2 separate regions of the Homo sapiens genome follow, and region 2 is linked to region 1. Evidence: read pairs that join two places in POLR2A ChIA-PET (ENCODE). Cell type or tissue: GM12878. All regions are shown on one strand. Each heading gives the region's core, and the rest is flanking DNA. Links, peaks and the distances in the headings are about the cores only.

Evidence for each region. Peaks named below come from ENCODE experiments on the same cell type or tissue, not always from the same donor. Only the 100,000 strongest peaks of a DNase experiment are listed, where the experiment ranks them.
Region 2: POLR2A ChIA-PET joins it to region 1 with 12 read pairs; 3 of 35 experiments call an interaction of 5 or more read pairs at or near these places.

The regions. Positions count from the first base shown.
Region 1 is chr7:141,559,889-141,575,774 of GRCh38, reverse strand. All of the region lies in intron 2 of AGK (acylglycerol kinase), which reads right to left. Among named protein-coding and RNA genes, the nearest start is that of AGK, 16 kb to the right of the region's middle. In GM12878, for the core only: no CTCF peak of the experiment used is centred there; no DNase peak of the experiment used is centred there; H3K27ac peaks cover 418 bases.
Region 2 is chr7:141,030,055-141,045,940 of GRCh38, reverse strand. No RefSeq gene overlaps it. Among named protein-coding and RNA genes, the nearest start is that of MRPS33, 23 kb to the right of the region's middle. In GM12878, for the core only: no CTCF peak of the experiment used is centred there; no DNase peak of the experiment used is centred there.

The DNA.
Region 1 (15,886 bases), core at 13,387-15,886:
TACAGCAATTTTCAGGTCTAAAATCCCTGTTTTTACTATAATTATTTTTATTTTCTGTGAAAGTTTGAAAGCCCTAGAAGCAGCCAGGCCCAAAAAAAAAAAAAAAAAAAAAAAAAAAAAGGCCTTTGTAAAAGGCATCTAAGCCCAATTTCCATTTCCTGGAAATCTTAGTTTTTCAGATTGGAAGAGTCCTTAGAAATTATCTAGTCCAATGCTTGTCAACCTCTCTACACACCCTGAAACCCCTGAAACAAATATATGACAATATCCCATTAGTAACAAAGTTCAATACAGCAATAATTCTCATTTGGGCACACACACAGAGCACATGTAATTCTATAAGCTCAGGTCTCTAAGTGCCAAGTGATTCTGGTATGTTCACTTAAGCAGGATGCTGTCATCTCCTTAGAGCTCCCAGAAAATAACTAATTGACCTAGTCTGTAAAAGCATCTGGCCTGGTGATTTGCCCACTTGGACAGAAGTTACTAAAAGGCTTAGGCCTAGAACTGAAGTCTCCTGCTTCTCAACATGGCATTTTCCCCCTCAATACTCTGCTTCTCTTCTGTTCTCTACAGACATTCTCAAATGACAAAAACGCAATCAAGAAAGTGCTGTCCACTGTTCCACCATATGTACTGGCAAATGCCACACTTACGTCACCTCAATTTATGATTTATCACTATAGTGATTACTACCATTTTTCTTCCCTGCAAGTGGGTTTAGGAAAAAGCCCAGCTAAACCTAACCCCACTTGAATTCATTAATTCAAGAACACTTATTAGCCAAAACGCCACGTCTGCCCTCCATGGGAAGGCCTCACCTAAAATAACCTAAATAACCTAATAACCTCACCTAAAATAACAGCTAAAGGCTGCAGTAAAGCTCCAGTTTGGTACCTATTCTTTCTCGCTCCCTGAAATAAAGTATAGAAATCCCAAAACCACAACTTCCCTTCTTATCAAATCCCAACCACTGTACTCTACACTTCTATGCACTCAGGTGGAACAAGCTACTACTTGTGAATACTTCAAGTACCTTCTAATTTCTCAGATTTTCTCCACACAATTTGTTCCCTCTCCAGTTCAGGATGGGAAATGACTTAATGAAAAATGTATCGCCTGGAGGCTTCTCTCACATAACTAAGCTAATCATTTTGGTCTGTTCTGCAGAATTTTTCATTAACCAGAGGATAGTTCTGCAGTTTATCCCCTCATTCTATTGACCAAGAGAAATGGAAGTGGAGGAAGCCTGTCTTCATAGCTCACTTTTTCTCCTGTTAGAACATGAAATTTTTCTATTTTCACTCTCTTATCCTAGCCTCAGGTCTCCGCGAGATATCAATTTCTGTTCCTAATATTCACAGGAGCCCACGTTAGTCAGCTGAGTTCTGTGGGCACTGGGGAAAAAGTTCTGCCTCTGACTGGCTGCTATGTTTATGCTGAAGTCCAGACTGTACCACCATCAGGCAAAGCTCTGGGTACCACTAATGGGCATCCTTCTCTGACCTTCTACCACCAGCCATTTTTTCAATGATTTCTACCCCTAATTCTCATAAGCACTGACATTCTTTCATGGTCCAGTCACTTCTTCCATTTTTCTGCTCTTTTTTCATTTATTTGCTTCCATCCAACACTCCAATTTAAATACTTTATGCCATATACTGTTCTTCCATATACTGTGTAACATTATCTTTACTAGGCAACCAAATTACTAGTTCTTTTTGTGCCATCAGCCATTATGTATTTGCATATACAATTATAAACAAATATATATAATGAGACTCAATTACATACAAGGTACTCAAATCTATTTACATTTAAAAAAAAAGGAGAGTAAATGACGAGTTAATGGGTGCAGCATACCAGCATGGCACATGTATACATATGTAACTAACCTGCACATTGTGCACATGTACCCTAAAACTTAAAGTATAATAATAATAAAGAAAAAGGAGAGAAAACAGATTACATAGAGCTCCTGACAGCTACTCCAGAAGAAAGAATAGAATGAGAGAGTCCCTATGTCCCCACGTCCCTCTGCCTCACAAGTTGTTCTCTATAAATAGCGTGCGTGAAATGATATTTACTTTGGGTTCCAGAATACGTGACAGATCTGGACAACTTCCGGCCTATAAACACATAAGTTAGCAGCTACTACTGTCAATCTTTTTGCTGTTCTGGGACATGAAATGTTTGAGATGTCAGTTACTACCTACAGAGGGTCTAGTTTTAGCATCAGCTGGATTATTCTCTCTGTAACGCTTGGAACGTGTAAAACCATTGATATAAAACTCCCTTAAAATCATGTGAAATCAACAAAACAGAATATAAATTAAATATACTGGCTGCCCATCTCAGCCCACCACTCCCAAGAGAGAGGGGAGGAAGCAAAATAAATATATAGATTTTTTTTTTAAAAGAAGAAATCTGCTTTCTGGATAATCTAACAAAAGAGTTGAAAGAAAGGAAATATAATTAAACTTCATTGTACTTAAAATAAAAATTTAAAAATGTTCCCCTATTCCCTATCAAATCTGGGCTGACAGGCATGTTATTTAATTGCCCATAAATGAGCTTCTTTAAATAGCACCCATTAATACCCCAATTTCAGCATCAGCCTGTGCACAGAGAGAAAAAGATAAACTTTGAAATGGCTAAAAAGCAAAACAAACTGCTTTCTTCAAATGTCAGCAGAATCTGAATGAGGAAAAGCCATGAGGGGGAAAAAAACCTCCCTACCTTCAGCTGTGGATGAAGCCGCCAGGCCCCAGACCATTGACTGCAAAGTCAGAGTCTAATCTGAACTGATGTCAAGGTAAGACATCTGCTTTGTCAGAAACCCCAAAGATACTGAAAAACGGAGCACAAACCATTATTGAAACCATAATCTGCACCAAAAGTAAATCTATGAGTCTAGTCAAGTGTGGCTTATGCATAATTTACCCCGGCATCCAACACATTTCCCCCCCCCATAGCCTGTCGGGGTTTCAAACTCAACGTATCTAAAACAGAATATAAAATCTCCTCCTTAAACCAATTCTCCCTGGCAACTTTCTTATTTCTATATCACCAATTATCCTAGTCTTGAAGCCAAAAAATCATTTCTACTACCTTCCTCTCCTTCAATCATATGCCCAGTCAACTACCTAGTAATAATAATAACTAGCATTTATTGAGGGATAACTATAAGCTGAGCACAGTACCAGGCACTTGACACACCTATTTAATCCTTGCAACTAACCTGCCAAACAGGTGTAATTATTCCCATTACACTTATAAGGAAACTGAGGCTCAGAGGTTCAGGTGGTTAAGTAACTTGATAAAGGCCACATAGCTAGTAAGCAGCAAAACTCAAAGCAGAGACACCCCCTGCCTTTGGCACCCATGCTCATGTATTATTCACACTATCACAATCTCACATCCACCCACAAGTTCTTCCATTCCTAATGCCATCACTCTGGTTTAGGCCTTTATTACCTTTTGTGTAAACTATTTAAATGCACTCTTAACCTTCAGACTTTTTTCCTTCAAATGTATCCTGCTGCACAGGTGTGCTGCATGAAACTTCTTGAATGCTACTTTGTTCATGACATTCTCTTCCCTTAAAAATTTTCACTGTTCCCCAAATACTACAGACTTCCTATATCCAAAGCCTTCCATCAGCTGGATTTTCCCCCATCCTCCTGAAAACATGCAACTTTACAGTCAAGTCTAATTCTTTGCCACTCTCCAAAAATATGGAGTGAATTCCCATTTTCTGCTTATAATTAAGTAATTAATATCACCTAGAACACTGTCCAACTCATTCTGCAGGACTTAACTCAAATGATATCTTTGTAAGGATGCTTTCTCTGATGAGGAGGGAAAAGACTAAAGAAGAAGAAAAGAAGTGTTATTTCTGTCTGAGAGCTTTCTTTGTGTCAGGCATTGTTCTAAAAAAAATCTGCATGACCAGTGAAATGGGTACTACTATTATCTCCAGTTTACAGATAGAGACTTGAAACATAGAACAGTTAAGTAACTATCCAGGGTTGCTTTGCTGTGTAAAGTCAAGATTCAAATCCATACTATTGGGCTCTAGAGCCCCCTTTCTTAACCATTTTGCTCTAGTGAACTCTAAGAAGTGATCCTTCTTAACTTTCATGGATGGGTCAAGCTGATCACATGAGGATCTACTGATCAATCTTAGTATCACCAAAAACAGGACACCTAGACAATATATGCCTCTTAAAGTTATACAATAAGCAATTCACCACAGGCCTATAAGCATCCTTGCCAAATAAATTGCACTGGAATCTAATTATGGCTCCACTCAGTACTTCTCAAACTTTAATGAGCAAACACATCATCTAGGGATCTGGTTAAAAAGCAGATTCTGACTCAGTAGGTTCTGGATGGGGCCTAAGAGTCTGTATTTCTAAGAAGCTCCCAGGAGATGCTTATGCTGCGGGACCACACTGTGAATAGCAAAGCTCCAGAATGTGGATCTAATCACCAGCTGACAAGACACAGGAGGGATAGAGGAACAAATTAAGCAACTCATGGCTGGGGCTAGAACACAGTGATGAGGCACTTGCCTCAAGGGCACCATTTAAAGGTGTGCCAAAAAATACAGTACTGGAGATAAATATTTTAATAGGTATTTTCCAAAATCAAAAATGAATGCAAAAAAGTTATAATGAATATAATAACACAATTTTAAATAAAGTCAGGGCCAGTATCACTGGTTTTTCTTCTTGCCTCAGGCTCCCATATGGCTCTGCACAGCTATGCAGAAGCTATCTGCCCAGTCGAGGGTATGAAAAATTCTACAGGGCAAACGTAGACCTAGTTTCTAAAACATGTAAATATTATCAAAAGAAGAGGAGTTATACTTTAAGAGACTTAAGAGACAGAAACTCATTTTGATACTGATTTGAACAAAATGTACAGTAAAACAATGTGGAGACAATAAGAAAAATAGAAACACAGACTGAATATTAGATAAAAGAATTTTTGTTTTTTTCAAGTTCATGATAATCACATTGACAGTGTGATTTTTTTTTAGGTCCCTTCCTATTGGAGTAAGGTACTGCAATATTTATGGGTAAAATGATATAATATCTGGGTTTACTTTAAACTACTCCAGTAAAAACAAAAAAAAAAAAGTAGAGGACATAGATGAAACAAAATTAGTGAAATATTGATATCTGCTATAGCTCAGTAAATGTTACTTGGGGATTCATTATACTATTCTCTAATTTTTATATGCATAAGATTTTCATAATAAAAAGTTTTTTAAATTAATTTTTTTCTTTAGACATCCTTAACATGTACTTTGTACCCCTCGAACAGAACATAGCACATAGTAGTGCCTTATACATCTCTAATAAAAATAGGTAATTTTTTTTGACAGGGTCTCACTCTGTCACCCAGGCTGGAGTGCAATGGCGTGATCTCGGCTCACTGCAACCTCCGCCTCCCGGGTTGAAGTGATTCTGCTGCCTCAGCCTCCCGAGTAGCTGGAATTACAGGTGCCCACCACCATGCCCAGCTAATTTGTTGTATTTTTAGTAGAGACGCGGCTTCCTTATGTTGGCCAGGCTGGTCTCAAACTCCTGACCTCGTGATCCGCCTGCCTCAGCCTCCCAAAGTGTTGGGATTACAGGTGTGAGCCACTGCGCCTGGCCTAAAATAGGTACTATTTTTAATATGTGCCAGGAGCAGTGATTAGCATCACGATAATATTGTGACATATTGCACAGGTAAATAAAAGTGAAGTTTAACAAGTTAAATAACTTGCCCAACGTCACACATCCAGAAAGTGGCAAAGGCAAGACTTAAACCCAGACTCCACTGGCTCAGAAGCTCACACTCTGAAGCATTGTGGTATAACAATTTCTCTTATTCCAAATGGATTTTATGACAGAAGGTAATCTCAGCTTACAGTTCTTCATCTCTCTCACGCTCCTAAGACACAGTGGCCATTTTGAGAGGTTAGGATCAGGACTATCTGGCTTTGTATGATGGCTCTGATACCAGCTGTGTGACCTTGAGCAAATTACTTCATCTTGCTGCCCCTAAGTTTCTTCATCTATATAGGGCTATTAATCTCACATGAGTATGAGATTAATAACCATCTCATAGAGTTATAAGGAAGATGAAATGAGTTAATAAATGTAAAGTGCTCAGAACTGTGCCTCGCACATGGCAATCACTGATTAAGTATTAGCTATTATTATTATTATTTTATTTTATTTTTGAGACAGAGTCCTGCTCTGTTGCCCAGGCTGGAGTGCAGTGGCATGATCTCAGCTCACTGTAGCCTCCACCTCCCGGGTTCAAACAATTCTCCTGCCTCAACCTCCTGAGTAGCTGGGACTACAGGCGCACACCGCCACACCCGGCTAATTTTTGTATTTTCATTAAAGACGGGGTTTCACCATGTTGGCCAGGATGGTCTTGATCTCCTGACCTCGTGATGTGCCCGCCTCGGCCTCCCAAAGTGCTGGGACTATAGGTGTGAGCCACCACGCCCAGCCTATCATTATTATTAGTAGTACGTTCTCAGTAAAATCGAATGACACTGAACACACCCCTCAGGCAAACTCATAACCATTTAATTTTACTACTTCTAAGAAACTGTTTTTGACCATAGAACTTGAAAGGTGGCTTGCACCAATGCTTAGAAAAGCCAATATACAGTAATCAAAATTAATGTTCCTATGTTTGGAGAAAGAAAACTCCAGTATTAATTAAAACCCTTAAACACAAGGACCAGGACCATTGCTACAGTAGCACACTTGCTTTGCAAGCTTAATGTCAAGGAATTTATGGTGTCTGTGGGATTTTAAAATCTCCAGGAAAGTACCAGGATCCTAAGCTGAGAAGCTAGATGCTCCATAGAAATAAATGGGAGGTGCCAGGCGTGGTGGCTCATGCCTGTAATCCCAGCACTCTGGGAGGCTGAGGAGGGTGGATCACTTGAGGTTAGGAGTTCAAGACCAGCCTGGCCAACATGGTGAAACCCCATCTCTACTAAAAATACAAAAAAAAATTAGCCGGACATGGTGGCACACACATGTAGTCCCAGCTACTCAGGAGGCTGAGGCAAGAGAATTGCTTGAACCTGGGAGGTGGAGGTTGCAGTGAGCCAAGATCGTGTCACTGCACTCCAGCCTGGGTGACAGAGTGAGACTGTGTCTCAAAAAAAAAAAAAAAGAAAGAAAGAAATGGGATGGCCCTGGGTCACAGGCTGAGGTGGGTAGCAGAACTGGTGTCAGAAGCACTGAGCCAAAGGAGTAAACTGAGAACCATGTGCCAGAACTAAGCAGGAGCCAAGCTATTGTTAACTGCTCAGCCAAGGGAGTTAGTTGGGGAGTTGTGCCAAAGCTCACCAGCCAAAATCATGCGGAGACAGACCAGAGCTGGGAAGAGCGAGGACAAGGTCCCCAGTGATGCAGGAATAATCTGAGCCCAAATCAGATGGAAAAGGCTTCCGACACGGCTTGCTGCTTTTAACCATGTATGGCAGGCCTCTTTTGTAGTTATGTTGGGTCAGTCTTGAAACTATACTTTTCCAAGCTGTCTTGTTACATATGAAAGGCGAAATAAATAAAAGGCTCAGACCTTAGACCACCTGGCAGATCCACATCTCCCTTCCCACTGGCAGTCTCTCAAGTCACTCACAACCCAGTCACCAGCAGCACTTGGTTTTAACTTCCACAGGGCTGAGTATGTATTATATCAAGTTTACTCACAATTACTAGCATTTATTCAACCCTTAAATCTAGCAGACAGGATGCTAACAGCTTTCCAGTTATATCACTTAATCAATCCTTCAGTGACCCATTGAGATATTATTATTATCCCCATTTTACAGATGAAGAACCTAAGGCTTAGAGAGCACAGGGTCACACTGCTAGGAAGCGTCAGTTCAGTCCAACTCCAGAGACAACTTTTATACTCCACTGCCTCCTTTCTTATGCTACTTTTTATTAGCAGACTCTTTGCTACTAAAAGGACCAGAAATGAGTGACAGACTATTGCAGGTAAACTGCTGACATGATAAACCGAACAACCTGGAACATAATCTTCCCCAGGGAAGCTGGAAAGCTTGGTAAAAGCAGTTGAAGAGGAATGAGCAATCCTTAAACTGTCTTTACTTTCAGCAAACAGGGTCATTTTCTCCTCTGCAATTGCTCTTCTCCAGTTGAGAGCAGTCCCTGCTGCTCTTGTCAACTGCTGCAACCTGCTGAGGGGAAATTATGCAGAGGGGAAAAATATCACAGACTTTTTTTTCTTTGAAACTTGGGGGAAGGGAGAAAAAGAAGGGGGTGGAATTCTCAATGGAGAAAAAAAATTATAAATACAGTAAAAATGGAATAGAACCTCCAAATAAATAATATCTGATACCAAAAGACAAACTAAGAGCAGTAATCAAAAGGGGTCAGATAAAAAGAAATTAAAATATGCAATTTTTCACAAATCTGTTACCAAAAAATATTTGTTTTCTATTCATACAAAATGTCAAGAGAAGCAGTACCTGGGCTACAAAAATATGATGACTCCAAAATCCATATATCATACCTGAAAACAACTGTGTGGTTGTGATCCCTTACAGAGTGTGTAGAATGAGAATGGAACATGAGGGACACCAACATTCAAGGCACAAACAAAGCAGGAAGATATCTAAAGATACCTAAAAGGATATGGGCCAAGAAAATCAAATGTGGCATGAAAAGTATCCCTTTAATTTAACAACTAAGAGGCCATTAATGACCTCATCAAGAGCAGGTTCAATCAGATGATGGGATACAAGCCATTTTACTAAGCTTATTCTAAAATGGAGGTAGGACTGCAAGTGTGAGGTACACTTCTGAGGACGGTGTCAATGGAAGATGAGAACAGGTCACCAAACACATGGGAATGCAGACTTGAGTGAAGATGTATGAGCAAGATTCTGACAAATAGGGGAGAGAGAAACTGAAAGTCTGAGACTAAAGATACAAGTGAGGAAATGGACAACCAATGGGAGGTGAAACAATGGGATGAGAGTCAGAGGGGCTGAACAGGAGGATGGCAGCTTCAGCCACTGAGACAGAGAGACAGAACATCAATATGCACTCTGGGGTAACTGCCCATGTTTTTTATATTCTCTTTGAACTAGGAGTTAGGTTGTCTAAGAATAAGTATAGAGAACATAGAGCGGGTAAGGAAATTCATGAGTATTTCAAAATAAATGTTGTAGAAATTGAAAGAGTAACCTATGAATTTAGGGTATAATTTCCTTCAGAAGGACTCAACAGCCTAGGTTTGTGAATTCCTAATGGTCAGACAATAAGGTTGATATTTGCCCTCTGCACACTCATCCTTTCATTCTCTTGTTTGTTCCATCTTTCATAAATAAAATGTGTGTCAAGTATCTTCTATGTACTGGGCCTGCAGGACAACACTGAGCAAGACAAACAGCACCCCTGCCTGTAGAGTCTTATAACAGAAGAAACAAACAACAGAAAATCACAATAGCAATGAATAATATATAGGAGGAGTTCATAGTACTATGGAGAAAATGTAAGATGATTGCCTAATCCTGACTAGAGAGGACAAAGAAGGCTTGCTTAAAGAAATAACATTTGAGACTTGGAGAAATGATAGTTGTCTCAGGAAGAAGAGAAAGTCAGAATGTTCCGCGGAGAACAACATGTGCAAGGACATTCCAAGAAATCCTGAAACAGAAAGAACATGTCACTTCCGAAGATCGGAAAGGTCCACGTGTTAAAGTATAAAATGTGGCAAGTCTAGAGATGTATGCAGGGGCCAAGCACATGTAGAGCTGGTAAGAATATTGTGCTTGAGTCTCAAAGCAATAGCAATCTGTACTTACAAAGGATTACTCTAGCAACGGTATCCAAAATGGATTAGGAACAGGCAAAAGTAGGTGCCAGAACAGTGAGGAGGCTGTTATTAAGAACCCAGGCAAGCGACAATAGTAGTATGGACAAAAGCCAAGACAGTGAGGACAGGATAAAGAAACTCAATACATTAAGAGATGTAGAGGGAGCAAAATCCTTTAGAATGTATGACCTGGATGCAGGGAATGAAGGAGGATAAAGGATGATGCTTAAATTCCTAGTTTGGGAATTTTTTTTTTTTTTTGAGACGAAGTCTCTCTTTGTCACCCAGGCAGTGCAGTGGTACGATCTCAGCTCACTGCAGCCTCCGCCTCCTGGGTTCACGAGATTCTCCTGCCTCAGCCTCCCGATTACAGGCATGCGCCACCACACCCAGCTAACTTTTGTATTTTTAGTAGAGATAGGGTTTTGCCATGGTGGCCAGGCTGGTCTCGAACTCCTGACCTTAGTTGATCTGCCCGCCTCGGCCTCCCAAAGTGCTGGGATTACAGGTGTGAGCCACCAAGCCTAGCCTAGTTTGGGAAATTAGATGGATGGTGAGTGGTACCAATTACTGAGAAGGAACAGGTTTGGCAGGAAAACTTTTTACTTTATTTTCCATCTGTTAAGTTTGAGGCACCTGTGAAGCATCCAAATAGACAAGTAGCTGAATGTATATACAGGTCTGGAATTCAAAAGAGGTCTTTATAGAGACAAAAATCTGGGATATGGCTTCATATTGCTGGTAACTGAAGACATCATGAGTGATTAGATCATGCAGGAAGAGAATATAATGTGAGAAGAAGGCCTAGGGCAGAGTCCTAGAGAACTACTCCTCTAATGTCTGAGTAGAAGGGCAGAGAAGAGTAACAAAGGAGGCTGGGCACGGTGGCTCACACCTTAATCCCGGCCCTTTGGGAGGCTGAGGAGGGCGGATCACCTGAGGTTGGGAGTTCAAGACCAGCCTGACCAACATGGAGAAACCCCGTCCCTACTAAATACAAAATTAGCCAGGTGTGGTGGCACATGCCTGTAATCCCAGCTACTCAGGAGGCTGAGACAGGAGAATCGCTTGAACCCAGAAGGCAGAGGTTGTGGTGAGTGGAGATCATGCCGTTGCACTCCAGCCTGAGCAACAAGAGTGAAACTCTGTCTCAAAAAAAAAAGTAACAAAGGAGAAGAAGAAGAAACAGCCAGAGACAGAGGAGGAAAAACAGGAATATGGGAGTCAAAAGACAAAGAAATGAAGCATTTCGAGGAGAGTCAACTGTGTCTAAAGCTGAGTGGTTTATATGGTTTGGCTGTGTCCCCACCAAATCTCATCCTGAACTACAGTTCCCATAATCCCCATGTGTCATGGGAGGGGCCCAATGGAAGGTAACTGAATCATGGGAGTGGTTACCTCCACCCTGTGCTCATGAAAGTGAGTGAGTTCTCACAAGATCTGATGGTTTTTTTAAAGGGGCTTTCCTCCTTTTGCTCAGCACTTCTCCTTGCTGTCATCATGTGAAGGAGGATGTGTTTGCTTCCCCTTTTGCCATGACTGTAAGTTTCCTGAGGCCTCCCCAGCCATGTGGAACTGTGAGTCAATTAAACCTCTTTCCTTTAAAATTACCCAGTCTCAGGTATCTTTATTAGAAGCATGAGAACAAACTAATACAGTGGTCAAGAAGAATGCAAAATAAAACTGGTGAAAATAATTATAATGAAAATTGGAGAGGATGTGGCATGAGAGGGAGATAGGAAAGCAGAGAGAACCTATTCAAAAGGTTTAATCAGCAGGGTGTGCTGTCATGCACATATAGTCTCAGCTTCTCAGGCGGCTGAAGTGGGAAGATCACTTGAGCCCAGGATTTTGAGGCTGCAGTGAGTTATGATCACACCACTGCACTCCAGCCTGGGTGACAGAGCGAGATCCCATCTCTAAACACAACAACAACAGAAACAAACCTTTAGTTGTGAAAACGAGAGGAAATGAGAGCTTAAAAAGCCCAGGAATGACATGTGAAAAATGGAGTTGAGGAACGTATGATGTGTTGGATCAAGGAATCTACGATATGAAAAAGATGAAAAGCAAGGAAGAGTGATGGATTGGGAAGAAAACAGAGGAGCCAAGGGACAAGAAATCCTAATAACACTGAAGAGCAGAAGTAATGGAATGAAAAACTGGAATAATAGAAGGCCGTAATGACAGAATGGGATACTGAAGTTCCATATTTCAGAAGTGGAACAGGAGCAAGTGATGATAAAGTTTAGCATTCAACCAATGAGAAGGGGGTGAAGTTGGAAGAAGGTGGAGTAGTGGGTCAAAGTCACAGATACAGAAGAAGTCAAGGAAAGTGGGGGCAAGTTGTTAGGTAGGTCATCCACATGGACACTCAGGGTGTCCGGGAAGATAACAGGACTTAGAAAGAAAATGGCATTGATAAGCCAGGCGCCAAAGCCTAAGCTGAATGTAACTGAGATCCCAGAAGGCTGGAAGATTTATAGTTTTATTGGATAGCCAGATAAAAGTCTTGAAGGATGGAAGATGTATAAGATGGAAGATAAATGGTTTGGAATAGCTACTGAAGGGCCAGGAGAATCCCAACATCCTTACACCCTGATCCCATTTGAAAGGACAGAGATGGGAGCAAGATGACAGATAAAAGGCAGGGCTAATGTGCATTGCATCTCCCACCTGGACAGACAGAACAGTGTGTGGAGAATCACACTGTGATCTTTTGTTCCAAGAACCACCACAGGAATGTACCAGGAAAACTGAAAGAATTCACAGATGCTTTGAAAGAAGCAACACACTGTTGCAAATGCTGCAAGACAGACGAAAAACCGTGATTCCCCAAAGTGTGAGGGGGGAAAACCCACCTCTGAACACACATCCCCACTGGGGAATTTGAAAATCCAGATCATAGGAGAAGGATTTAACCTTACCTAGAGCTGGAACAAATTTAGGAAACTCTGTGAAATAAAAAAGTAGAAGCAGCAGTGGGCAAAACCTTGTAGGCACACAGTCTCCAGCTCAAGCCCAAAGATGCCATCCCTGACTATATCTTGCAGGAGCCACCAACATTGTGAGCAGACAGCGAGAAGCATGGCCTGAAAGCCTTGCCTGCTTTCTCAGCGGGGAAGCTTATGACCTGGGGCAGATCTGAGTTCTGCGCACAGGCTGCCTGGATCTAAACTTGGCACTGTTAGCAGAGCACTCTGGAAGTGAGACCAGCCACACTAAATGCGTGGGAGCTGGATGAGGCCTTTCACTATCAGTTATCCCCTACTTCCCTGGTGAACTATACGGCACAAGAGAAGTAGCCATAATGCCCTCTGGAACATAACCCCACTGGCCTGAGAACCACCTCCCCATACCCTACTGTGGTCACAGCAAGCCCTCCCCAAGGAGAGTCTTAGCTCAGACCCACCTAACCCTGCCCCCACCTGAAGGTATTTCTCTATGAGCCCTGGTAGCTGAACACAAAATATAGAAACTCTTGGGAGCTTTATGGCCCCACCCATCGCCTGAGAAACCAGAATACTTGCCCCAACTTATGGCAAGTTCAAATCCCACTATTACTACCGCAGCTGGTGTTCTCTTGCAAATGCCACCTCCTGGCTGAAGGCCAACCAACTCAGGACATTACCGCAACTCATGACAGAGTAACACTGCTCCCGAGAAGGAGAAAACAACAGCTAATACCACTGCCTGCAACATCCTGGCTAACCAAAGGTCCTGAGTCTATCCATGTGACAACTTCACCGCTTGCATAACCAGCATTCAAGAAAGCCAGCACACTAAACCTATCTATAGCCAAGGATCCTCACAGAGTCTACATCATTCCCCTGCCACCTCCACCACAGCAGGTGCTGGTACCCATGGCTGAGAGACCTGAATATGGATTACATCACAGGACTCTTTTCAGACATTCCCCAGCACCAGCCTAGAGCCCGCTATCCCTGCTGGATGGCTAGATCCAGAAGACCAGTAACAATCACTGCACTTTGGTTCTCAGGAAGCCCCATCCCTAGGAGGAGCAGGAGAGCACCACATCAAGATATCGCCTCATGGGACAAAAGAATCTGAAGAGCAGGCCTTGAGTTCCAGATCCTTCTGCTTGTGGGTAGTTTCTCACAGCAGAGACAAAATTGCAGCACTGGACACAGTAGGGAAAGTTGCACCTAAACCCCAATAGGCAGGCAGCCTCTGTGATCACATAGGGCCTTGGAGAAGAGGTCCTTGTTCCCTACTGGCACTCCACCACAGAGGAACTCAAACAAATCAGCAAGAAAAAAAAAATAATTCCATCAAAAAGTGGCCTAAGGACATGAATAGACAATTCTCAAAAGATATACAGATGGCCAAGAAGTATATGAAAAAAATCTCAATATCACTAATCATCAGGGAAATGCAAATTAAAAAAAATAATGAGATACCACCTTACTCCTGCAAGAATGGCCACAATTAAAAAATTAAAAAATAACAGATGTTGGCATGGATATGGTGAAAAGGGAACACTTACGCTGCTGGTGGGAATGTAAATTAATACAACCACTATGGAAAACAGTATGGAGATTCCTTAAATAACTAAAAGCGGAACTACCATTAAATCCAGCAATCCCACTACTGGGTATCTACCCAAAGGAAAATAAGTCATTATATGAAAAAGACACTTGCATATGCATGTTTATAGCAGCAAAATTTGCAATTGCAGAAATATGGAACCAACCTAAATGCCCATCAACCAACAAGTGGCTAAAGAAAATGTGGTATATATACACCATGGAATACTACTCAGCCATAAAATAAACTGAAATAATGGGCCGGGCGCGGTGGCTCACGCCTGTAATCCCAGCATGTTGGGAGGCCGAGGCGGGCGGATCACGAGGTCAGGAGATCGAGACCATCCTGGCTAACACGATGAAACCCCGTCTCTACTAAAAATACAAAAAATTAGCTGGGTGCGGTGGCAGGCACCTGTAGTCCCAGCTACTTGGGAGGCTGAGGCAGAATGGCATGAAGCCGGGAGGCGGAGCTTGCAGTGAGCCGAGATCGTGCCACTGCACTCCAGCCTGGGCGACAGAGCGAGACTCCGGCTCAAAAAAAAAAAAAAAAAAAGAAAGAATGGCACTTGCAGCAACCTGGATGGAGTTGGAGACCATTACTCTAAGCGAAGTAACTCAGGAATGGAAAGCCAAATATCATATATTCTCATTTATAAGTGAGAGCTAAGCTATGAGGGCACAAAGGCATGAGAATGATATAAGGGACTTTGGGGACTCAGGGGGAAAGGTGGGAGTGGGGTGAGGAATAAAAGACTACACACTGGGTACAGTGTACGCTGCTCGGGTAACGGGTGCACCAATATCTCAGAAATCACCACTAAAGAACTTATCTATGTAACCACAAACCACCACCTGTTCCCCAAAAACTATTAAAATAAAACAAAATTTGTAAAAACCATAATAATAAAATGACCTGATGGGGGAAAAAAAAAAGAAGAAGAAGAAAGAAAGGACAAGGCAGCTTCCACTCAAGAAGACTACAGGGTAAGATCTTCTCAGGGTAAAAACAAGTTTGGTATAAAGAATGTGAGCACTGTTCTGTGAAAAGGTTGGGGATATATAGGCAAAAAAAAAAACGGAGGGAGGGCAACAAAAGGAAAAGTATCACAGCATAATAAAGGTCATTTATGATGAGCCCACAGCTAACATCATACCCAATTTTGAAATACTGGAAGTTTTTCTTCTAAGATCAGGAATAAGACAAAGATGTCCACTCATCACTTCTACTCAACATAGCACAGGAAGTTCTAGCCAGAGCAATGAGGCAAGAAAAAGAAATAAAGGCATCCAAACTGGAAAGGAAGAAGTAAAATTATCTCTATTCACAGATGACATATCTTATATGTAGAAACCCTAAAGATTCTACACCAAAAAAAAAAGCTGTTAGAACTAATAAATTCAGCAAAGTTGTAGGATACACAACACACAAAAATCAGTTATATTTCTATATCCTAAGAATG
Region 2 (15,886 bases), core at 5,886-8,385, 520 kb after region 1:
AATGTAATTGTCAGAGAAACCACACCACCAGCTCAGTGTTGTGTCTGAATTAATGACCTTATTTTTCATTGAGCCAGCCTTCAGTATATCCAAATTTATTCCTTAATCTGTTTATTTTTGTGTAATTAGCAGAACCAGGAGTGCCTGCATTTTTTAGGTATTCGTTTTTGTGCTTTTTTTTTTTTTTTCGAGACAGGGTCTTGCTCTGTTGCCCAGGCTGGAGGGCAGTGGTGCAATCACAGCTCACTGCAGCCTCAGCCACCCAGGCTCAAACAATTCTCCCACCTCAGCCTCTCGAGCAGCTGAGACCACAGGTGCAAGCCACCATGGCTGGCTAAGTTTTTGTAGAGACAAAGTCTCACCATGTTGCCCAGGCTATTTTTGTGCTTTTAAACACATGTTGGAATAAACGGTGCAATATATTTTGGGGGAAAAAAAACTTGATTTATGCTACTGGAATTTTTGAACTAGCATTAGACTATGTAGAAGATAAACACTAACCTAAGTGTGTGCATTTTTTTCTGAGGAGGGTCCACCCCATCTCAAAGGGGTTGATGACTCAAAAAGTGTCCAGGGCACTGGACTAAGCCCATGACCTGCAGAGCACATTTTTCCCATATCAAAAAGGCCATGGAGCATGATGAGGACATGCCAAGGCAATGAGGTCAGGCTCAGAGTTTAAACCTTGGCTCTACTCTGCGACCTCAGGCAAGTTACATGGTCTCTCTGCGCCTCATTTTCCTCATCTATAAAATAAGGATAATAATAGCTCCTACCTCAAAGGCTTATGGTGTAATTAAATGAGATAATTTACGTCAAGTATTTGAATCATTAACTGATCTGTAACAAGTAATGAATAAATGTTAGTTATTATTATAACTACATAAATTTGGTTTTCATATTTCTCTTCCTTAAACTTTCAAACTCTATTTGTTACAATACAATTAATCCATGGTTTATGCAACCTCAAGATGTCTATGCTCACCATATAGTAATATATTTACATAATGAGGACATACACACCCGGAATTCGGTACTAAAAATTTACAAATTAAATATCTTGTATTTACTACATATGTATATAGCACTAACTGTGTGTTGAGGCTGTTACTAAATACTTTACTAATATTAACCCATTTAATCCTGAGAATAATCCTATGAGGTAGGTTCTATCAGTATCCTTCCTTTACAGATGAGGAAACTGAGCCACAGAGAAATTAATTAACTTACCTAAGATTACATAGCTGGTAAACATCAGATTTAGGTTTGAACCCAAATAATCTGCGTCCAGAGTCAAGGACTTTAACTACTTTGCCATTTGTGTTTCATTTTTACTGCTCATTTGATGGAGAAGGAAGGGTTAAAGAAAGAGAAAATAATCAATCATCAACTTCTGGCATTTAGTAAGCACCTACTGTGCTGCGGCTTTCACACTTTAATACTTTCATCTTTCATCTCTGTTAAGACTTTTAAGAACAATCATAAAAAGATTTTTATAGAGCACTTAAATACCAGAGGTTATCTCATTTAATATTTTAATAGCACTACAAAATAGGTGCTATTATTACCGCCATTTTACAGATGACGAAAGTCAAGCTTAAAAGGATTAAGTGATGTGTCCAAAGTCACATGGGTAGTAAATAGTGGAGCTGGGCTTCAAACCCACAGTCTGGCTTTGAAACTCTTGTGTTTAACCATAACACTCTCCTGACTCCCTAACCCTCTAGGGTACGTATTATGATGCTATTATTATGAATAAATCACATGAAGTTATTCGGCCTCCATTCAGAGGATACTGACCACTGACACTGTTATCTATCACTTTGGAAATGGGAGAGTAAAGCCACGGAGACTAAAGAGATACTAGAAAGACCCAATGAAGTGTCAGTCTTGTCACTGGGAAAGCTTACTGCAGTCCAATTTGGGAAGCAAATGAGTGTTCCTCGAGGGTTTCCAAGCTCTCTTTCAAACCTGTCTTTCATCCTGGGAACTCTGATTCCGCATGGTGCTATTGGAAAATAATACATTCTCTCCAAATCATTATGGCTCGATTAAGAACTCAAAATGGGTTAGGGAGGATATGATGAAATACAAATGTGGAATTCTCAGAATGCTAATCCTATCATTAGACTGCTCAAAGGCAGGATGTTTCCGTTAACTAAGAATTTCTAACATTCTGGTGTGTATCTGAGGACAAGAACTCCCTGTCACCCAGGGCAGAATTGTGGAAAAAACTTTGAGAAAACTTTTGGATTCAGAAATTAAGAAATATGGAGAACTTTTTTAAAAAGAGTCTACTCAGGAGTCTGATCTACTGGTAATAAATGCCAGAAACAGAGTTTAATTTATGGAATTTCTTCTTCCTTTCTTTCTTTTTTTTTTTTTGTTTTGTTTTGTTTTTTGAGATGGAGTCTTGTTCTGCTCCCCAGGCTGGAGTGAGCTTCCTAAGTAGCTGGGACTACAGGCGCGCACCACTACACCTGGCTAATTTTTGTATTTTTAGTAGAGACGGGATTTCGCCATGTTGGCCAGGCTGGTCTCGAACTCCTGACCTCAAATGATCCTCCCACCTCGGCCTCCCACAGTGTTGAGATTACAGGCATGAGCCACCGTGCCCTGCCTTTTTTTTTTTTTTTTTTTTGAGATGGAGTTTCGCTCTGTCACCCAGGCTTGAGTGCAGTGGTGCGATCTTGGCTCACTGCAACCTCCATCTCCTGGGTTCAAGCGATTATTCTGCCTCAGCCTCCTGAGTAGCTGGGATTACAGATGCACGCCACCATACCCGATTAATTTTTGTATTTTTAGTAGAGACGGGATTTCCCCATGTTGGCCGGGCTAGTCTCGAACTCCTGGCCTCAGGTGATCCATCCACCTCGGCCTCCCAAAGTGCTGGGATTATAGGCGTGAGCCACTGCGCCCAGCCTAATTTATGAAATTTCTGTTGACCAAGTCCAGAGATACTAAGTTTCTGGTAACTCCTAGGAGGGCAGGTTCAACTTTAAACTGAAAGGAATGACTAATGGCAAACACACACCAGGTAGTTCACATATCATGCTTATTAATTTTACAATTGCTTTGCTAAGTAGCTGTGACCAACCTGTTTTATTAATAAGGAAGAATATCTAAGCGTCATTGGTAGGAAAGATAGGATTCACACATAGTTCTGTCTGACTCCAAAGACCTTTTAAAAAAAAAAAAAATGCTGCTCCTGGGAGCCAAGAGAAAACATGCCTCTCCCAGGATTGCAAAATTCACTCTAGTCATGAGATAGGTAAACAACCAAAGACCAAGCTGAGAGAAGCAGCCAGTCTAACACAAGCATGTGTGCCTGTAATTTACAAATAGTATTGTGCCCCCTTAAACGAGAGTTCTTCTACGTGGTCCATTGGCTATGCTAGGCTGTGTTAATCTCTCAGACACTGCCTCCTGCCCAAGTGATCTAAATGCTAGGATTTCTGGATACCGATGGGGATGTATTTTCCAATGACCTCTATGACATCAACATCTTTGTCTGGATCCTTTCCCTTTGGTATTGGAAGGTGACTTTCTGCTCTGTCCAAATTGTAAGTTCCAAGATTTGAGTTCAGGTTTGGGAGTAGGCCACGTCAGCCCAGATCTTTATATTCATGAGTCCTTAGGCCAAAGTACCATGATAATGTCACTCATCAGCACTTCATTACAAGGTCCCGAATAAGCTGGGGGTTTTTGTCTTTACTTTTGTTTTTTTCAAAATAATACTTGTACTTTTAAAAATACACTTTATATTTTAGAGCAGCTTTAGGTTCACAGCAAAATTGAGCAGAAAGTATAAAGAGTTGTCACATGTCCCCAGTCCCCCAGTGCACAGCCTCCCCCATTATTAACACCCCCCACCAGCCTGGGACATTTGTTACAACTGATGAAGCTGCATGGACACATTATTATCACCCAGAGTCCAGAGTTTGCATTAGGGTTCACTCTTGGTGTTGTTCATTGTGTGAGGTTTAGAAAAATGTATTCACCATTGTAGTATCACAGAGAGGAGTTTCACTGACCTAAAAATAATTTTTACTCCAACTATTCATCCCTCCCTCCCTGCAGCCCCTGGCAACCACTCATCTTTTGACTGTCTCCATAGTTTTGCCTTTTGCAGAATGTCATATAGTTGGAATTATACAGTATGTGGCCTTTTCAGATTAGCTTCTTTCACTCGGTAATATGCACTTAAGCTTTTTACAGGTCTTTTCATGGCTTGATAACTCATTTCTTTTCAGTGCTGAGTAATATTCCATTGTCTGCATATACCACAGTTTATTTATCCATTCACCTACTAGAAGACATCCTGATGTTTCCTGGTTTTGTTTTAAATGAAGAAAAAAGTCCAAATCATTTAGACAGGTACATTGAAATATGTGCTAATGAAATCATACTATTGTATGTTTCCATGATGTTTTTAGGACTTGCTTCAAAATAATAATCACGTGAAACAAGACAGGGAATGGGTTGATGTCACCTGAAAGTGGGTAATGAGTAAGTAGGGATTCTTCACATTATTCCTCCACTTGTATATATGTTTGAAATTCTCTATAATAAAAACATTTTAAATACATTCCTGGCACCAAGATTTTGCTTAGAACATTCTCACAGCCTGTTACACGTTTCCCTTCTTCTCTGAAAACTCGGTCCCATTGCTCTGATTCTTCAATCAATGCTGCTGCTGAGGGGCTTCTAGAAGTCCTATGAGCGGGAAGAAGCTAAGATCCACTGTGCAGGCCTGAGGTCATTATTCCACTAGCAAAGTATTAAGAAAAAGAGTTAGGTAAACCTAGTGAACAAGCAAGATCTGGAAAGAATCTATGATGTGCTGATCATATGATGCTTGATTAAGAGAAACTGGCTAAGAACCCAGAAACAAGAGCAATTAACATTACTTGAATTAAGAATAGCTAGAGATGACCAGCTGGGCATGGTAGCTCATGCCTGTAATTCCAGCACTTTGGGAGGCGGAGGCGGGTAGATCATTTGAGGTCAGGAGTTCGAGACCAGCTTGGCCAACATGGTGAGATCTCGTCTCTATTAAAAATACAAAAATTAGCTGGGCGTGGTGGCACATGCCTGTAATCCCAGCTACCCAGGAGGCTGAGGTAGGAGAATCACTTGAACCCAGGAGGCAGAGGTTGCAGTGAGCCGAGACCATCCTACAGCACTCCAGCATGGGTGACAGAGCGAGACTCTATCTCCAAAAAAAAAAAAAAGCTAGAGAAGAACACTTTTTTTTTCAGTTAGACTGGCTTCAAGGATATCTTCCTCCCACATTCCTTCAATCAATCTGTAAATTCTGATTGAATTTTTACTATGGAACAGGCTCTGCACTAGCCTTGAAGGGTACAATGACAAAACACTTATAATCTCTACCCTACAAGAGCCTAAAGTGCAGAATATACACAAGTAAATAATTATAACAAAAAAGGAAAGAGGGCTGGGTGCAGTGGCTCATGCCTGTAATCCCAGAACTTTGGGAGGCCGAGGCAGTGGATCACCTGAGGTCAGAAGTTCAAGACCAGCCTGGTCAACATGGCAAAACCCCATGTCTACTAAAAATACAAAAATTAGCCAGGCGTGGTGACAAGTGCCTGTAATCCCAGCTACTCTGGAGGCTGAGGCTGGAGAATCACTTGAACCCAGGAGACGGAGGTTGCAGTGAGCTGATATCACACCATTGCACTCCAGCCTGGGCAATAAGAATGAAACTCTGTCTCAAAAAAAAAAAAAAAGGAATATCATTTTTATACAGCTAGAATTCAATGAGCACTTACTCTGTGACCATCACTGTCCCAAGCATATTACATGTGTATTAATTTATTTGATTCTTACAACAATTTCTGGGAGGTGGGTACTATTATTATTGCCATTTCACAGGTAAGAAAATTTGAGTCGTGAAGAAATGAATTTGCCCAAAGTGCCATGGTTGAGAAATAGCAGAGCCATGATTCTAACCTAGGCACTCTTTATACTCAGTCTAACCACAGACTTTACCTGCAGGCTACCCTGTCCCTCACTACACAATCACACACACACACACACACACTCACTCAGTCACCAACACAGTTTTAGAGCAGCAGGAAAGTCTATTTGAAAGAAATGCTACCTCATCTGAGAAAAAAGACGAATTAGTCAGAGGAGAAAAGAGAATGTTCCAAGTAGAGATACATCCTAAAACTGAAAACGACTCAGCAAAACCAGAGTGAGAATTTTGAGGAAGGGAGTGGAGAAATATGAGGCTGTAGGCAGAGAAGCCAGCTTGTGATGAGACTTGTAAACCATGCCAAAGAGAAATGGCCAAAGAGAAATGGGAAGCCACCGGAGAATGCTGGGGCTGTGGGGAGTGACGTAATCAGATTTGTATTTCAGAAATACAAATACTCTTGCTACAGTGAACAGAATCAACTGGAGGGAGAGTAGGCTGGAGGGAGGAGACTAGTTAGGAGGTCATTATAATGTTGTGGATAAGAAACAAAGGGATTTGGAGGGTGGATGTGGGGGAGGAGGGATGGGAACTCAGAGATAACCCCCAGACTTCTGACCTGAGCATCTGGAAGGATAGTGGTATCATCACTGAGATGAATTACATGGAAGAAGGAACAGCTTAGTGTGACAAAAGAGAGGGGAATGATAATGAGATAAATGAGATACAATCTTGCTAATAATCCAGAATATGCATATTAGATGTTATTTCTCCCCAAGCTTAACAAATCTGCTCATATGAAAATTAGAAGTGAGAAAACAGAAATATTTATATATTTCTACTGGGAAATTAGTATGACCATTTTAAAATGTTTTTAATTGACAGATAAAATTAGATTAGATGTATTTACTGTGTGCAACATATTGCTTTGAAATATACATACATTATGGCCAGGCGTGGTGGCTCACCCATGTAATCTCAGCATTTTGGGAGGCTGAGGCGGGTCAATCACCTGAGGCCAGGAGTTCGAGACCATCCTGGGCAACATGGGGAAACCCCGTCTCTACTAAAAATACAAAAATTAGCCAAGTGTGGTGGTGGGCACCTGTAATCCCAGCTACTCAGAAGGCTGAGGTACTAAAATCGCTTGAATCCAGGAGTCGGAGGTTGCAGTGAGCCAAGATCACACCACTGCACTCCAGCCTGGGTGACAGAGCAAGACCGTCTCAAAAAAAAAAAAAAAATTGAAATATACATACACTATGGAACGACTAAATCTGGCTAATTAACATATGCATTACCTAACATAGTTATCATTTTTATGATGAGAACATTTTACATGCACTCTCTTAGCATTTTTTAAGAATACAATATATTGTTTGCTTTTTTTTTCTTTTATTATTATACTTTAAGTTTTAGGGTACATGTGCACATTGTGCAGGTTAGTTACATATGTATACATGTGCCACGCTGGTGCGCTGCACCTACTAACTCGTCAACTAGCATTAGGTATATCTCCCAATGCTATCCCTCCCCACTCCACCCACCCCACAACAGTCCCCAGAGTGTGATGTTCCCCTTCCTGTGTCCATGTGATCTCATTGTTCAATTCCCACCTATGAGAGAGAATATGCAGTGTTTGGTTTTTTGTTCTTGCGATAGTTTACTGAGAATGATGATTTCCAATTTCATCCATGTCCCTGCAAAGGACATGAACTCATCATTTTTTATGGCTGCATAGTATTCCATGGTGTGTATGTGCCACATTTTCTTAATCCAGTCTATCATTGTTGGACATTTGGGTTGGTTCCAAGTCTTTGCTATTGTGAATAGTGCCGCTATAAACATACGTGTGCATGTGTCTTTATAGCAGCATGATTTATAGTCATTTGGGTATATACCCAGTAATGGGATGGCTGGGTCAAATGGTATTTCTAGTTCTAGATCCCTGAGGAATCGCCACACTGACTTCCACAATGGCTGAACTAGTTTACAGTCCCAGCAACAGTGTAAAAGTGTTCCTATTTCTCCACATCCTCTCCAGCACCTGTTGTTTCCTGACTTTTTAATGATGGCCATTCTAACTGGTGTGAGATGGTATCTCATTGTGGTTTTGATTTGCATTTCTCTGATGGCCAGTGATGATGAGCATTTTTTCATGTGTTTTTTGGCTGCATAAATGTCTTCTTTTGAGAAGTGTCTGTTCATGTCCTTTGCCCACTTTTTGATGGGGTTGTTTGTTTTTTTCTTGCAAATTTGTTTGAGTTCATTGTAGATTCTGGATATTAGCCCTTTGTCAGATGAGTAGGTTGCAAAAATTTTCTCCCATTTTGTAGGTTGCCTGTTCACTCTGATGGTAGTTTCTTTTGCTGTACAGAAGCTCTTTAGTTTAATTAGATCCCATTTGTCAATTTTGTCTTTTGTTGCCATTGCTTTTGGTGTTTTAGACATGAAGTCCTTGCCCATGCCTATGTCCTGAATGGTAATGCCTAGGTTTTCTTCTAGGGTTTTTATGGTTTTAGGTCTAACGTTTAAGTCTTTAATCCATCTTGAATTAATTTTTGTATAAGGTGTAAGGAAGGGATCCAGTTTCAGCTTTCTACATATGGCTAGCCAGTTTTCCCAGCACCATTTATTAAATTGGGAATCCTTTCCCCATTGCTTGTTTTTCTCAGGTTTGTCGAAGATCAGATAGTTGTAGATATGTGGCGTTATTTCTGAGGGCTCTGTTCTGTTCCATTGATCTATATCTCTGTTTTGGTACCAGTACCATGCTGTTTTGGTTACTGTAGCCTTGTAGTATAGTTTGAAGTCAGGTAGTGTGATGGCTCCAGCTTTGTGCTTTTGGCTTAGGATTGACTTGGCGATGCGGGCTCTTTTTTTGGTTCCATATGAACTTTAAAGTAGTTTTTTCCAATTCTGTGAAGAAAGTCATTGGTAGCTTGATGGGGATGGTATTGAATCTGTAAATTACCTTGGGCAGTATGGCCATTTTCATGATATTGATTCTTCCTACCCATGAGCATGGAATGTTCTTCCATTTGTTTGTATCCTCTTTTATTTCATTGAGCAGTGGTTTGTAGTTCTCCTTGAAGAGGTCCTTCACATCCCTTGTAACTTGGATTCCTAGGTATTTTATTCTCTTTGAAGCAATTGTGAATGGGAGTTCACTCATGATTTGGCTCTCTGTCTGTTCTTGGTGTATAAGAATGCTTGTGATTTTTGTACATTGATTTTGTATACTGAGTCTTTGCTGAAGTTGCTTATGAGCTTAAGGAGATTTTGGGCTGAGACAATGGGGTTTTCTAGATATACAATCATGTCATCTGCAAAGAGGGACAATTTGACTTCCTCTTTTTCTAATTGAATACCCTTTATTTCCTTCTCCTGCCTAATTGCCCTGGCCAGAACTTCCAACACTATGTTGAATAGGAGTGGTGAGAGAGGGCATCCCTGTCTTGTGCCAGTTTTCAAAGGGAATGCTTCCAGTTTTTGCCCATTCAGTATGATATTGGCTGTGGGTTTGTCATAGACAGCTCTTATTATTTTGAAATACGTCCCATCAATACCTAATTTATTGAGAGTTTCTGGCATGAAGGGTTGTTGAATTTTGTCAAAGGCCTTTTCTGCATCTATTGAGATAATCATGTGGTTTTTGTCTTTGGCTCTGTTTATATGCTGGATTACATTTATTGATTTGCGTATATTGAACCAGCCTTGCATCCCAGGGATGAAGCCCACTTGATCATGGTGGATAAGCTTTTTGATGTGCTGCTGGATTCGGTTTGCCAGTATTTTATTGAGGATTTTTGCATCAATGTTCATCAAGGATATCGGTCTAAAATTCTCTTTTTTGGTTGTATCTCTGCCTGGCTTTGGTATCAGAATGATGCTGGCCTCATAAAATGAGTTAGGGAGGATTCCCTCTTTTTCTATTGATTGGAATAGTTTCAGAAGGAATGGTACCAGTTCCTCCTTGTACCTCTGGTAGAATTCGGCTGTGAATCCATTTGGTCCTGGACTCTTTTTGGTTGGTAAGCTATTGATTACTGCCACAATTTCAGATCCTGTTATTGGTCTATTCAGAGATTCAACTTCTTCCTGGTTTAGTCTTGGAATGTATCCATTTCTTCTAGATTTTCTAGTTTATTTGCGTAGAGGTGTTTGTAGTATTCTCTGATGGTAGTTTGTATTTCTGTGGGATCAGTGGTGATATCCCCTTTATCATTTTTTATTGCATCTATTTGATTCTTCTCTCTTTTTTTCTTTATTAGTCTTGCTAGCGGTCTATCTATTTTGTTGATCCTTTCAAAAAACCAGCTCCTGGATTCATTAATTTTTTGAAGGGTTTTTTGTGTCTCTATTTCCTTCAGTTCTGCTCTGATTTTAGTTATTTCTTGCCTTCTGCTAGCTTTTGAATGTGTTTGCTCTTGCTTTTCTAGTTCTTTTAATTATGAAGTTAGGTTGTCAATTTTGGATCTTTCCTGCTTTCTCTTGTGGGCATTTAGTGCTATAAATTTCCCTCTACACACTGCTTTGAATGCGTCCCAGAGATTCTGGTATGTTGTGTCTTTGTTCTCGTTGGTTTCAAAGACATCTTTATTTCTGCCTTCATTTCGTTATGTACCCAGTAGTCATTCAGGAGCAGGTTGTTCAGTTTCCATGTAGTTGAGTGGTTTTGAGTGAGATTCTTAATCCTGAGTTCTAGTTTGATTGCACTGTGGTCTGAGAGATAGTTTGTTATAATTTCTGTTCTTTTACATTTGCTGAGGAGAGCTTTACTTCCAAGTATGTGGTCAATTTTGGAATAGGTGTGGTGTGGTGCTGAAAAAAATGTATATTCTGTTGATTTGGGGTGGAGAGTTCTGTAGATAACTATTAGGTACACTTGGTGCAAAGCTGAGTTCAATTCCTGGGTATCCTTGTTGACTTTCTGTCTCGTTGATCTGTCTAATGTTGACAGTGGGGTGTTAAAGTCTCCCATTATTAATGTGTGGGAGTCTCAGTCTCTTTGCAGGTCACTCAGGACTTGCTTTATGAATCTGGGTGCTCCTTTATTGGGTGCATATATATTTAGGATAGTTAGCTCTTCTTGTTGAATTGATCCCTTTACCATTATGTAATGGCCTTCTTTGTCTCTTTTGATCTTTGTTGGTTGAAAGTCTATTTTATCAGAGACTAGGATTGCAATCCCTGCCTTTTTTTGTTTTCCATTTGCTTGGTAGATCTTCCTCCCTCCTTTTATTTTGAGCCTATGTGTGTCTCTGCACGTGAGATGGGTTTCCTGAATACAGCACAGTGATGGGTCTTGACTCTTTATCCAATTTGCCAGTCTGTGTCTTTTAATTGGAGCATTTAGTCCATTTACATTTAAAGTTAATATTGTTATGTGTGAATTTGATCCTGTCATGATGATGTTAGCTGGTTATTTTGCTCGTTAGTTGATGCATTTTCTTCCTATTCTCGATTGTCTTTACATTTTGGCATGATTTTGCAGCGGCTGGTACCGGTTGTTCCTTTCCATGTTTAGCACTTCCTTCAGGAGCTCTTTTAGGGCAGGCCTCGTGGTGACAAAATCTCTCAGCATTTGCTTGTCTGTAAAGTATTTTATTTCTCCTTCACTTATGAATCTTAGTTTGGCGGGATATGAAATTCTAGGTTGAAAATTCTTTTCTTTAAGAATGTTGAATATTGGCCCCCACTCTCTTCTGGCTTGTAGAGTTTCTGCCGAGAGATCTGCTGTTAGTCTGATGGGCTTCCCTTTGAGGGTAACCCGACCTTTCTCTCTGGCTGCCCTTAACATTTTTTCCTTCATTTCAACTTTGGTGAATCTGACAATTATGTGTCTTGGAGTTGCTCTTCTCGAGGAGTATCGCTGTGGTGTTCTCTGTATTTCCTGAATCTGAACGTTGGCCTGCCTTGCTAGATTGGGGAAGTTCTCCTGGATAATATCCTGCAGAGTGTTTTCCAACTTGGTTCCATTCTCCCCGTCACTTTCAGGTACACCAATCAGACGTAGATTTGGTCTTTTCACATAGTCCCATATTTCTTGGAGGCTTTGCTCATTTCTTTTTATTCTTTTTTCTCTAAACTTCCCTTCTCTCTTCATTTCATTCATTTCATCTTCCATTGCTGATACCCTGTCTTCCAGTTGATCGCATCGGCTCCTGAGGCTTCTGCATTCTTCACATAGTTCTCGAGCCTTGGTTTTCAGCTCCATCAGCTCCTTTAAGCACTTCTCTGTATTGGTTATTCTAGTTATACATTCTTCTAAATTTTTTTCAAAGTTTTCAACTTCTTTGCCTTTGGTTTGAATGTCCTCCCGTAGCTCAGAGTAATTTGATCGTCTGAAGCCTTCTTCTCTCAGCTCGTCAAAGTCGTTCTCCATCCAGCTTTGTTCCGCTGCTGGTGAGGAACTGCGTTCCTTTGGAGGAGGAGAGGCGCTCTGCTTTTTAGAGTTTCCAGTTTTTCTGTTCTGTTTTTTCCCCATCTTTGTGGTTTTATCTACTTTTGGTCTTTGATGATGGTGATGTACAGACGGGTTTTTGGTGTGGATGTCCTTTCTGTTTGTTAGTTTTCCTTCTAACAGACAGGACCCTCAGCTGCAGGTCTGTTGGAGTACCCTGCCGTGTGAGCTGTCAGTGTGCCCCTGCTGGGGGGTGCCGCCCAGTTAGGCTGCCGGGGGCCAGGGGTCAGGGACCCACTTGAGGAGGCAGTCTGCCCATTCTCAGATCTCCAGCTGCGTACTGGGAGAACCACTGCTCTCTTCAAAGCTGTCAGACAGGGACATTTAAGTCTGCAGAGGTTACTGCTGTCTTTTTATTTGTCTGTGCCCTGCCCCCAGAGGTGGAGCCTATAGAGGCAGGCAGGCAGGCCTCCCTGAGCTGTGGTGGGCTCCACCCAGTTCGAGCTTCCCGGCTGCTTTGTTTACCTAAGCAAGCCTGGGCAATGGCGGGCGCCCCTCCCCCAGCCTCGCTGCTGCCTTGCAGTTTGATCTCAGACTGCTGTGCTAGCAATCAGCGAGACTCCGTGGGCGTAGGACCCTCCGAGCCAGGTGCGGGATATAATCTCGACGTTTTTTAAGCCCGTCGGAAAAGCGCCGTATTCGGGTGGGAGTGACCCGATTTTCCAGGTGCCGTCCGTCACCCCTTTCTTTGACTAGGAAAGGGAACTCCCTGACCCCTTGTGCTTCCTGAGTGAGGCAATGCCTGGCCCTGCTTCGGCTCGCACGTGGTGCGCGCACCCACTGACCTGCGCCCACTGTCTGGCACTCCCTAGTGAGATGAACCCGGTACCTCAGATGGAAATGCAGCAATCACCTGTCTTGTGCGTCGCTCATGCTGGGAGCTGTAGACCGGAGCTCTTCCTATTCGGCCATCTTGGCTCCTCCACAATATATTGTTAATGATAGTCACTTGTTGTACAATACATCTCTTGAACTTTCTCCTATCTGAAATTCTGTATCCTTTAACCATCTCCCCAACCCCATGCAACTGCCCCAGCCCCTGATAAGTACCATTCTACTCTATACTTCTATGAGATCAACATTTTTAGATTCCACACGAGAATGAGAAGATATTTGCATTTTTGTGCCTGACTTATTTCACTTAGCATAATGTCCTCCAGGTTCATCCATATTGTCACAAATGACAGCATTTCCTTTTCTTATGGCTAAATTATATCCCATTGTGTATATGTTCCACATTTTCTTTTTCCATTCATCCACTGATGGACACTTAGGTTTGATTCCATATCTTGGCTATTGTGATTGATGCTTTAATAAACATAGCAGTGCAAATATCCTTTTGACATACTAATTTCATTTCCTTTGGATATATACCCAGTAGTGGGATTGCTGGATCATATGGTAGTTCTATTTTTAAGTTTTTGAAGAACCTCCACGCTACTTTCCATAATGGTTCACACAACCATTTTTTAGATCAATTCAGTGATGCCTAATAAAGTTGAAAGTTATATCCTTTAAACCAGTGATAACATTTCTAGGTGCCTTACCTAAAGAGATTCTTATGCATATGCTAAAGGTGACTTATAGAAAATGTTCATTGGATCATTGTTTCTGATAACAAAAGATAAAAAATGGAAACAACTGTCCCCTTATTGTAAAAAGAATAGCTAAATAACTGTAATTTATTCATACAGTGGAATACTCTACATAAATTAAAATGGATGAATTAGATCTGTATATATTAACATGGATTAATCTCAAAAACACAATTTTAAGTGATTAAAGCAAGCTGCAAAAGATTCATACAGAATAATAGCATCTATATAATTTTTAAATAAAAAATAGTTGTATGTATATTATTTACAGATACATACATATGTCCTAAGAGTTAAAATGGACACCTGAGAATAATACACACCAATTTCAGAACAATGCTTATCTCTGGGAAGAAAGAAAGTGAGAGAAAAGGTAGGAGGGATAGAACTTCAGCTATATCTGTACCACCTTTTACAGAGCAAAATCTAAATTTTAAAAAGGAAAAAGTAAAGGAGGCATTCATTCAAAAAGCTATAAAAAGAATATCTCTTTTTTAACAATTCAGGTTTCTTGTGATGTAATTCCATGCCATAAAATTCAGCCTTTTTAGGTATACAGTTTGATAAGTTTGGGGAAACATATTCTGTTGTGTAACCACTAACATAATTTAAAAACATTTCCATTACCCAAAATGTTCCTTCATGCCACCTTTGTGTTCAATCCCCTCCCTTCGTGTCCAGCCATTGACAACCACTGATCTGTCCCTATAGTTTCCAGTCCTTATGGTATTACCTTCTCCAGAATGTCATATAAACGGACTCACACAGCATGTAGTCCTTTGTGTCTGGCTTTTTTCACTAAGCATAATCATTCTGGGATTTATTCACACTGTGGTTATGTATCAGTAGTTTATTCCTTTTTATTACTTAGTAGTATTCCATTGTATATAGGTACTACATTTGTTTATCTCTTCACCAGTTGATGGACATTTAGGATGTTTCTCAGTTTGGACTATTATGAATAAAGTTGCCATAAAAATTGGGGTACAGGTTTTTCTGTAAACATATTTTTTCATTTCTCTTGGGTGGAATGGAATTGTTGGGCCTCTTGGTAAGTATTTTTTACCTTTATCATAATCTGCAAATTGTTTTCCAAAGTGGCTGTACCATTTTTCAATCCCATTAGCTCCACATCCACATCAGCACTTTTTATTGTTTGTTTTTAATTTTAGCCATTCTACTCAGTATGTTGGCTTTAATTTGCATTTCCCTAATAACCTATGGTGTTAGGCATCATTTCATGTGCCTATTTCTCATCTGTACTTCTTTGGTGAAGTGTCCACAGCATTTGCCCATTTTTTTGGTTGTTGTTTTGTTTGTTTGTTTGTTTGTTTTGAGAGGGAATTTCATTCCTGTCACCCAGGCTGGAGTGCTATGGTGCGATCTCAGCTCACTGCAACCTCTGCCTCCCAGGTTCAAGCAATTCTCCTGCCTCAATCTCCCAAGTAGCTAGGATTACGGGTGTGTGTCACCACACCTGGCTAATTTTTTGTATTTTTAGTAGAGATGGGGTTTCACTATGTTGACCAGGCTGGTCTCAAACTCCTGAACTCAGGTAATCCACCCACCTAGGCCTCCCAAAGTGCTGGGATTACAGACGTGAGCCATCACACTTGGTTTGCCCAAGTTTTAATTGGGCTAATAATTGGATTGATTGTCTTAATTTTTAGTTGTAAGAGTTACTTAATATTCTGGGTACAAATCCTTTTCAGATATATTTTTGCAACTATTTTCTCCCAGTTGTGGCTAGTCTCTTCATTTTTTAACAGTTTATTTCAAAGATCAGAAGTTTTTAAATGCTGATAAAGTACAATTTAACAATTTTTTATGGTTTATGTTTTTCCTGTCCTATCAAATCCAAGAACATTTTGCCTAACCAAA